Regions from separate parts of the Homo sapiens genome. Here region 2 is linked to region 1. The links are chromatin loops, found by intact Hi-C in ENCODE. Cell type or tissue: PC-3. All regions are shown on one strand. Links, peaks and the distances in the headings refer to the core of each region. The heading gives the core; the rest is flanking DNA.

What was found. A loop is a pair of places that touch in the nucleus more often than their neighbours do. Peaks named below come from ENCODE experiments on the same cell type or tissue, not always from the same donor. Only the 100,000 strongest peaks of a DNase experiment are listed, where the experiment ranks them.
Region 2: a loop joins it to region 1, with 5 times the contacts of the local background. A loop is called at or near these places in 8 of 110 quality-filtered maps.

Annotation. Positions count from the first base shown.
Region 1 is chr11:84,798,606-84,803,987 of GRCh38, forward strand. The region is part of intron 6 of DLG2 (discs large MAGUK scaffold protein 2); the gene reads right to left. LOC124902727 (a long non-coding RNA gene) reads left to right here. Exons shown (of 4, transcript NR_189147.1): 4 at 1,926-2,098. Among named protein-coding and RNA genes, the nearest start is that of DLG2, 830 kb to the right of the region's middle. In PC-3, for the core only: a CTCF peak has its summit at 2,344; a DNase peak (open chromatin) is centred at 2,366.
Region 2 is chr11:84,985,499-84,990,880 of GRCh38, forward strand. The region is part of intron 6 of DLG2 (discs large MAGUK scaffold protein 2); the gene reads right to left. Among named protein-coding and RNA genes, the nearest start is that of DLG2, 640 kb to the right of the region's middle. In PC-3, for the core only: no CTCF peak of the experiment used is centred there; a DNase peak (open chromatin) is centred at 2,393; H3K27ac peaks cover 1,165 bases.

The sequences.
Region 1 (5,382 bases), core at 111-5,110:
ATGCTGTCCAAGAGCCTTGGCCTGGACTCAGGAACCCCAATAGCCTGCTTGGTGTTCTATCCTACTGTAGCCAAGCTGGTCCCTGAGGCCAGCACATCTCAGTCCAACCTAAGGCCCAAAGCATACTACCTGGCTATTACTGTTGGTTATTCAGGGCCCAAGGGCACTTTAGCCATCAGGTGACATATACTGCCAGGACTACATCCTTCCCTTCAAGGCAGGTGGGTTCCCTTCTGGCCCAGAATGTGTCTAGAAATGTTGTCTGGGAGCTCGGGCCTGGTATGGGGGCTAGCTGCCTGTCACCCCATCCTAGTGTGCCTAAGCTGGTATCCAAGATGCAAGACAACGTCCTCTTTACTCTTCTCCTCTTCTCAAGCAGAGGAAAGGAGTCACTTTCATTGCTAGAAGCTGCACTGCCTGGAGGCGAGGATGGCACAAGTACTCCCTGAGCCATCCCATCTGGTGTCTCACTAGGTCACACATTGCCCCAGTCCACTGGCTCTAGGCCCACAACGGCCTCAAGGCTTGCCTAAGAATTACAGTCCTTGTGTCCCAGACTGCCTTTCAAGTTCATTTATGATCCCAGAGCACTTTATCTCATGGTGGCGAGCCTTGCTAAGAAATTCAAATTCTAAATGCTGGGAAGGGCTCTTCCTCTCTTGCTGTTCTGGTCCAGATGCTTTCTCTGTGGGACTGGGCAGCACTGAGTTCAATGCAAATCCCTCCAGCTGCTGTGCTCTTCCTCCCCCAAGTGCACAGATTCTCTCTTGGCACCATGCAGCTGCTGCCGGAGGTTGGAAGAGGGGTGGAAGAGGGGTGTCTTTCCCAGCCTCTTCAGTGCCTCTTTCAGTAATATAAAATTAAAACCAGGTATTGTGATTGCTCACCTGATTTTTTATTCTTATGAAGGTGCATTTTTGTATGTAGACAGCTGTTAAAATTTGGTGTTCCTCTTACGAGGACAATCAGTGGAGGCTTCTTTTCTGCTGTCTTTCTCCACACTCAAGGCTTTATTTGTAATCCTCTATCAATTTCTTACGTCTAGAGGAAAGATAATTTTGAGACTCTCTTCTTCTTCATAATTTTTTTTTAAACTTCTCAATTTTACTTGTCAAACGGCACTGTAAAGTGTTAAATCCAAAGGCGTCCAGGAAATATTCAAGAGGTAGTTATTTCCTGAGTAGCCTTCTCTGTTCTATTCCCACCCTCCTGCTTTCTAACTTTGGTCTCTAAGTGTTTTCATTTGTTTTTCTATTTTAAAGCAGTAACAGTAATAAATAATGTCCTGGAACCAGTGTCTAGCTGAATATTAATAATAATACTTTCCATTTGCATATGCTTTATGAGAAGCTCTTTCTCACATCTTGTCTGATTCTCAAAATACCTCTATAGAATAAATGGGGCATCAATAAAAGAGCCAAGTAATACCAAACCATCTAGTCTGATGGGGTGAATGCATTATGGATATCAAAGGATCAGGTTTTACCCTAAGTTGAGTGGAGACTAAAATTTTAAAAATCTGTATGTACAAAATTGAACAAGAGAGTAAGACCCAATACACAGCAACATAAAAGAGCTAGAGAAATTTTAGAAGAGAACACAGCTGACTCAGGCATTGCTCTCCCTTTCTCTCCATTCTTTACATATATTTCCTATAAATATAAATTTATAGGTGTTTGTATATCATTTTAGTTTTAAAATACACAGCATGCATGTAAAAATAATTTTAAAGATAGTGTTTCAAAATGCAGCATACAGAGCCTCTGAAATTTTTAATTAGCTGGTTGTACAGTTTAACATTTTCTAGCTGGAAATTGCATGGTATAATTAAGAGGATTTAAAGCATAATTTAACAAAATATTACTCTATACTTGACATTTTTTAAAATGACAAATTAAAATAGAAATCATGCCCTTGTTTTGCAGATAAGGATGCTGAAGCTAAAAACAATGTCCAAGGCCAAATAACTGACAAGAAGAAGGCCAAGGCATCTAGAAACCATGTCTTCTGATTCACAGTTGATCATATTTTTCTATCACCTTTGATAAGGCATAAAATATTATTTTGATGAGTAAATAAAAAGACTTTGGACACCTGCTGTTTGTCTAATTTATGGTTTCCTTCTCTTTTCTCTAGTTGATATGACTATATTAAGCCAAGAAAAAAGTTAGATTTGACAAACGGATTTTAACAATTTTATGCACAGAATATTTTTTAAAGTTATTTTTACGAGTCTACAGTTTTACAAGTTTAATGACATGTTCAGAGGGACTAGAAAATTTACAAATAACATGATTTATAAAATCCATGATTTCCCAGGAATATTTTTGCCACCACATGGGGGTGTAGTGTTCTTAATATGTACTTTGCAGGAATTCTGAGCATCTCAGCTGAGCAAGCCTGGGGAGCAGCAGGGAGAACTGGATTTTATGTGCAAGTTTGTCTTATCTGCACCAAGCATGAGGCCAGGAATAGGAGTCGATCTTAATTCATCCTCCAAGTGTCTCAAATATAAAATTGGCTTTGTGATATTAATTTGTTTAAATTGTTCAATCTCAGGAAAAACTTCACAGTATGTATGAGTTACCCACATACAGCAGCAATTTCAACAAAAGCAGCCATATTAGTATGTGCCATGCTATATTCTCCAGTCCAAGAAGGTTATTAGAAAATTGTTTAATTGAGGCCAGGCGCCATGACTCACGCCTGTATTCCTAGCACTTTGAGGCCGAGGCGGGCGGATCACGAGGTCAGGAGATCAAGACCATCCTGGCTAACACTGTGAAACCCCGTCTCTACTAAAAAAATACGAAAAACTAGCCGGGTGTGGTGGCGGGCGCCTGTAGTCCCAGCTACGCAGGAGGCTGAGGCAGGAGAATGGCGTGAAGGGCGCTTGCAGTGAGCGGAGATGCACCACTGCACTCCACCCTGGGAGACAGAGTGAGACTCCGTCTAAAAAATAATTGCTTAATTGAGAAAAAGTTGCTTTTGTCGCTGGAATTACTGTGAGATAATTGACCGTGATGGGAGCTGTGTCCCCCAGATGAAAGCAAATCATGGGAGCCAGGGTCAATCATATTAATGTCTGCAGTGAAAAGAGGTGTTGTGATCATCATAAGACATAACCATAAAATACTTAAAGTCTTAAATGGCCAAAGCCTTTAAACTACATTATAATGATTACAGATCCAATAAAGTTTAATTAAAACAAAACTACTACATTGAACATCCATAATGATTAGAAAGGTTTCTAATTGGGGACAAATTTGGTATTGAGAACACATCAAAAGAATTTCCCACGTTCTTTGTTACATCTGTTTGTGCTGGTTTTCTGCTTCTGCATCTGTACAGGGCACATTTCTAAAAAACTGACCAGTTTAAAAATTACTTTTTAAGTTTATAATGCTCATTTTAGGTAAGTCATTAACTCTTTCCATAATTTAGGTGATCATTTAATGTTTTAGGGATTGGGAAGCACAGCTTACTTTTAGTTAAAAAAAAAAAGCAAAAAAAAAAAAGCATGAGCTTTGGAATCAGGCAGCCTGGGGATTCTAGGCTAGAATTCTAGGTTTCTCATGTACTAATTGTGCAATTTAACTGCATAATCTCTCTGTGTCCATAGGGTCCTCAAAGAAAATAATAGGAAATTATGGATAGGAAATAGGAATAATAGGAAAGATGGAATTCCAAAGATAATGTAATAAAGGGAGGTATGATAGGTTAGGGGAATTAACAAGGAATAATGAAGCACTCCGGAACCCAGCAGCAGCAGCAGCAGCAGCAGCAGCAGCAAGAAACCTTTACTATCCCTAAGGATTAGGGCAAGAGAGAAGAAATAGGGAGTTACAGTCTGATGAGAAGAGGAGCCTTGGAAGAAGTGTTGACTGACAGGAGCTACGGTTATGGAGTGACCAACCCCAGTCACTACTATGGCAGAAAATAAATACCCTGGTATTTTTCTTCTCTTCTCTTCTGATCTCTTGCAGGAATCACCCTTTGGCCAAACCCAATTAGACAACCAGAAACAAGTCAGCAAAAAAAAAAAAAAAAACTCTGGGTGGTGCAGTCAATAGTGGTAAGCCCTCTAGGCACTGAAAAAAGGCCAGAGATGAGCAGAGGAATTGTTCTGTGTTAGGGGGGATGAAAGTAGAAAAAAGCAATTTACGCTCTTTGTTTCTTTTTCCTCATCTTTTCTTTTCTTTCTTTCTTTTATGAGGCAGAGCCTAGCTGTGTCACCAGGCTGGAGTACAGAGGCGCGATCTCGGCTCACTGCAACCTCCACCTCCCGGGTTCAAGCGATTCTCCTCCCTCAGCCACCTAAGTAGCTGGGACAACAGGCACGTACCACCACACCTGGCTAATTTTTTGTATTTTTGGTAGAGACGGGTTTCACAGTGTTAGCCAGGATTGCCTCAATCTCCTGACCCTCGTGATCTGCCCGCCTCGGCCTCCCAAAGTTCTGTGTTTACTGGCATAAGCCACAGCGCCCGGCCCTTTTTCCTTGTTTCTAAGTGGAGATATGAATCAACTCTTGTCCAACAAAATTGTAAAGATAAAATGAAATATACATAAAGAATATAATGCAGTGTAGAATATATTGTAGATGCTCAATAAATAGCTAGTGCTGATCTTATTTTTAACAGTAACCAATAATTGTGAAGTTGAATGTATATTCTCTATTAAAACCCAACAACCATCCAATCAATTTATCACTTAGGGAGCTATTCTGTGTCTTCTTTAATGAAAGCTGTTTTGTTTTCTTCTTTACAAAAATAGGAGACTATGAATAGAGAGATTAAACACTAGAAAAATTAATTCTCTAATACTGTCAATTATATGTTTACTTGGACTTTGATATGAGGGCCCTGAAAACGCAGTAAGTTATATATTTCTGATAAGCACAATCCTCCACAAAGAGCACATGGGCAGGCAGTGATTTAGACTCAGGGTTCTAACATTTTACACCTTACACTACATGACTACCCTATGAAATATCTGAAATGAAACTATGATTCCAATAGAAAGCAAAAGCTTGCCTTTTTGAGGATATAAATGTGCCTTTAGGTTTTACATTTAAAGTTACGAGTAATCATCAAAAGCATTGATGTTTGACAAATGACTATGTTGCACAGGTCTGCCTCGACTAGCCCATAAAGGAGTCCTTACTACCTCAAGCATTCTCTGCCACATCTTAAGTTTTTATTGTCCTTAAGGCATGTTTCTCTATCTGAAATGTTGCTTTCTGACTTCTTCATGAGAACAGAGACCTAGGCTATCCTGTTCTGCTTTATGTCTAGTATTTCCTAGAACAGAGCCTGATAGATAACTAAATGATCACACAGGTACAGAAAAGCATGCATATAAAAGTGGTAGATGTGAGAA
Region 2 (5,382 bases), core at 321-5,320, 190 kb after region 1:
AGCCCTAAACGACTACATCAAAAAGTCTGAAAGAGCACAGACAGACAATCTAAGGTCACACCTCAAGAAAAAAAGACAAACATGAACAAACCAAACACAAACCCAGCAGAAGAAAGGAAATAACCAAGATCCGAGCAGAACTAAATGAAACTGAAACAAAATTAAAGCAAAAGATAAATGAAACAAAAAGCAGGTTCTTTGAAAAGATAAATAGGCCCATCAAGGTGGCTCATGCCTGTAATCCCAGCACTTGGGAGGCCAAGTTGGGCGGATCACTTGAGGTCAGGATTTCAAGACCAGCCTGGCCAACATGATGAAACCCGATCTCTACAAAAATACAAAAATTAGCAGGGCATGATGGCGGGTGCCTGTAACCCCAGCTGCTCAGGAGGGTGGGGCAGGAGAATCACTTGAATCCGGGACACGAAGGCTGCAGTGTGCCACGATTGCACCATTGCACTCCAGCCTGGGCAACGGAGCAAGACTCCGTCTCAAAAAAAAAAAAAAAAAAAAAAAAAAAGATGAAGAGAAGATAACTAAAATTGATAGACCATTAGCAAGATTAACCAAGAAAAGAAGAGATAAAAATCCTAATAAGCCCAATTACAAATGAAATGAGAGATATTACAACTGACACCACAGAGTTACAAAAGATCATTCAAGGCCCCTACGAACACCTTTAGGCACATAAACTAGAAAACCTAGAGATGGATAAATTCCTGGAAACATACAACCTTCCTAGCTTAAATCGGGAAGAACTAGATACCCTGAACAGAAAAACAACAAGCAGCGAGATTGAAATGGTAATTTAAAAAACTCCAGGACCAGATGGATTCACAGCAGAATCCTGACAGACAATCAAAGAAGAATTGGTACCAACCCTATTGACACTATTCCACAAGATAGAGAAAGAGGGGATCCTCTATGAAGCCAGTATCACCCTAATACCAAAACCAGGAAAGGACATAACCAAAAAAGAAGACTACAGACCAATATCCCTGATGAACATAGATGCTAAAATCCTTAACACAATACTAGCTAATCGAATCCAACAACACATCAAAAAGATAATCCACCATGATCAAGTGGGTTTCATACCAGGGATCCAGGGATGGTTACGTCCAATGTGATACACCACATAAAAAGAATTAAAAACAAAAATCACATGATCATCTCAATAGATGCGGAAAAAGCATTTGACAAAATTCAGCGTATTTTTATAATTAAAACTCTCAGCAAAATCAGCATACAAGGGACATATCTCAGTGTAATAAAAGCCATCTATGACAAACCCATGGCCAACATAATACTGAATGGAGAAAAGTTGAAAGCATTTCCTCTGAGAACTAGAACAAGACAAGGATGCCTGCTCTAATCACTCCTCTTCAACACAGTACTGGAAGTCCTAGCCAGAGCAATCAGAAAAGAGAAAGAAATACAGAGCATCCAAATTAGTAAAGAGGAAGTCAAACTGTTGCTGTTTGCTGATGATATGATTATTTACTTAGAAAACCTTAAGGCCTCCTCCAGAAAGCTCCTAGAACTGATAAAAGATTTCAGCAAAGTTTCTGGACACAAAATTAATTTACACATATCAGTAGCACTTCTGTACACCAACAGCGACCAAGTGGAGAATCAAATCAAGAACTCAACCCCCTTTACAATAGCTGCGAAAAATTAAAATACTTAGGAATATACCTAACCAAGGAGGTGAAAGACCTCTAGCAAGATAAACTACAAAACACTGCTGAAAGAAATCACAGACAACACCAACAAATGGAAACACATCCCATGCTCATGATTAGGTAGAATCAATATTGTGAAAATGACAAATGACCATACTGTCAAAAGTAATCTACAAATTCAACAAAATTACCATCAAAATAACATCATCATTCCTCACAGAATTAGAAAAAAAAATTTAAAATTAATATGGAAGCAAAAAAGAGCCTGCATAGCCAAAGCAAGACTAAGCAAAAAGAACAAATCTGGAGGCATCACATTACCTGATTTCAAACTATACTTTAAGGCCATAGTCACCAAAACAGCATGGTTCTGGTATAAAAATAGGCACATAGACGAATGGAACAGAATACAGAACTCAAAAATAAACTCAAATACTTACAACCAACTGATCTTTGACAAAGCAAACAAAAACATAAAGTGGGGAAAAGACACCCTATTCAACAAACAGTGCTGGGATAATTGGCAAGCCACATGTAAGAGAATGAAACTGGATCCTCATATCTCACCTTATAGAAAAATCAACTCAAGATGGATCAAGGACTTAAATGTGAGACCTGAAACTATAAAAATTCTCGATGATAACATTGGAAAATCCCTTCTGGGCATTGGCTTATGCAAGGATTTCATGACCAAGAACCCAAAAGCAAATGCAATAAAAACAAAGATAAATAGCTGGGACTTAATTAAACAAAGAGTTTTTGCATGGCAAAAGGAATGGTCAGCAGAGTAAACATATAACTCACAGAGTGGCAGAAAAATCTTCACAATCTATACATCTGGCAAAGGACTAATATCCAGAATCTACAATGAACTCAAACAAATGAGCAAGAAAAAACAAACATGAATAGACAATTCTCAAAAGAAGATATAAAAATGGCCAAGAAACGTAGGAAAAAATGCTCAACGTCACTAATGATCAGGGAAATGCACACCAAAAACACAATTTGATACCACCTTACTCCTGCAAGAATGGCCATAATCAAAAAATAAAAACAGATGTTGGTGTGGATGCAGTGAACAGGGAACACTTCTACACTTCTAGTGGGAATGTAAACTAACACTACACTATGGAGAACTAAATGCAGAACTACCATTTGATCCAGCGATCCCACTACTGGCTATCTACCCAGAGGAAAAGAAGTCGTTATATGAAAAAGATACTTGCATATGCATATTTATAGCAGCAAAATTTGCAATTGCAAAAATGTGGAACCAATGTATATGCCCATAAATCAATGAGTGCCTAAAGAAACTGATATTATATATATTACATATATGATGGAATGCTACTCAGCCATAAAAAGAAATGAATTAATGGCTTTCGCAGCAACCTGGATGAGATTGGAGACTATTTTTCTAAGTGAAGTAACTCAGGAATGGAAAACCAAACATCGTATGCTCGCTCATAAGTGGGACCTAAGCTATGAGGATGCAAAGGCATAAGAATGACACAATGAACTTTGAGAACTCAGTGGGGAAAGGATGGGAAGGGAGTGAGGGATAAAAGATTACAAATTGGGTGTAATATATACTTCTCAGGTGATGGGTGCACCAAAATCTCACAAATCACCACTACAGAACTTACTCACGTAACCAGACATCACCTTTTCCCCAACAACCTATGGAAACAAAAATAATAATAAAGAATACAGATCAGAAAGAAAGAAAGAAAATTCTCCTTATTTGTAGATGACATCAATTTCTACATAGGAAAATCCTAGTGTATAAAAACTCCTAGAACTAATGAGTTCGGCAAGGTCAGAGGATACAAGATAAACATAAAAAAAATTAGAACTCCACATATTAGCAATGAACATGCAGACACAAAAATTAAAAATACACTATTTACAACTGCTCAAAAAAATGAAATAGTATAACAAAACATATACAGGACTTGTATTCTAAAGACTACACACACAAATGAAATAAATAAAAGAAGTTCTTTTTTTGAGATGGAGTTTCGCTCTTTTGCCCAAGCTGGAGTGGAGTGGTGTAATCTCAGCTCACTGCAACCTCTGACCCCCAGGTTCAAGCAATTCTCCTGTCTCAGCCTCCTGAGTAGCTGGGATTATAGGCATCTGCCACCACGCCCGGCTAATTTTTATATTTTTAGTAGAGATGGGGTTTCACCATGTTGGCCGGGGTGGTCTCAAACTCTTGACCTCAGGCGATCCACCCACCTTGGCCTCCCAAAGTGCCGGGATTACAGGCATGAGCCACCATGACTGGCCATAAGTTCTAAATAAATGGAAAGGTATACCATTCCATGGATTGGAAAACTCAACATAGCACATCTCCCCAAACTGATAAAGATTTAATACAATTACTATCAAAATCTCAGCAAGACTTTTTGGCTTTGTGGATACAGACAAGGTTATTTTTTAAATTATATGGAAAGGCAAAGGAGCTAGAATATCTAAAACAAATTGAAAAAAGAATGTAGGAAGACTCATTCTACCCTGAGTTCATTCAAGATTTACTACATAGCTAGAGTAATCAAGACTGTGTGATGTTGGTACAGGGACAGATACATAGATTAATTGAACAGAATGGAAACCCCTTATAGAAATAGACTTACATGAATAAGTATAATTGATTTTTGACAAAGGTAAAAAACGATCCAGTGAAGGAAGCAATTCAAAGAAGAAAGATAAGACTTTTCTACAAATGGTGCTGGAGCAATTGGACATCTAAACCTAGCATTAGGCAAAAAATTCTTAGACTTAAAACCAAAATTACAATCCATAAAAAGAAAAATTAACAAATTAGACTTCTTAAAAACTAGAAAATTTTGCTCCTTGAAAGACCCGATTAAGAAGATGAAAGCTACAGGACAAGAGTACGAATTATATATCCAACAAAGGACTTGTATCCACGATATGTGAAGAACTCCACAACTCAACAGCAATGAAAAAGCCCAATTTAAAAATAGGCCAGTGACTTCAACAGGTATTTTATCAAAAAGAGAATGTAATGATGAAATATCAGCACATAAAGACGTTCATCATCTGCTATGCTTTGAATGTTTGTAGCCCTCTTAAATTCATTTTGAAACTTAATCCCCAGTGCAATGCATTAAGAGGTAGGGCCTTTAGAGGTGATTACATCACAAAGGCAAAGCCCTCATGAATGAGATTAGTGCCCCTATAAAAGGGCTTAAGGGAGTCTGTTTGGCCCCTTTTTGCTTTTCTGCCATGCAAGAATGCAGCAAATCACCATAAAACAGAAAATGAGCCTTCATCGGACACCAAATCTGCTGATACCATGCTCTTGGAATTCCCAGCTTCAAAACTACGAGAAATAAATGTGTATTATATAGACATTATCCAGCCTAAAGCATTTTGTTATAGCAGCAGGAATGGACTAAGACATCAGCCCTTAGAGAAATGCAAATTAAAACCATGATGAGATACCACCACATACCTATTAAAATTCATAAAATAAGAAGTAGCGACAGCACTAAATGCTGGAAAGAATGCAGAGAAACTAGATCACTTAACATTGCTAATGAGAATCTAAAAAGAAAACTGGAAAGTTCCATGAAGAACTAAAGTTTTAGTTTCGCTGCTGTTTCTTTGACAACTAAACATGCAATGACCATACAACCCAGAAATTGCACTCCTGGTTATTTATCCC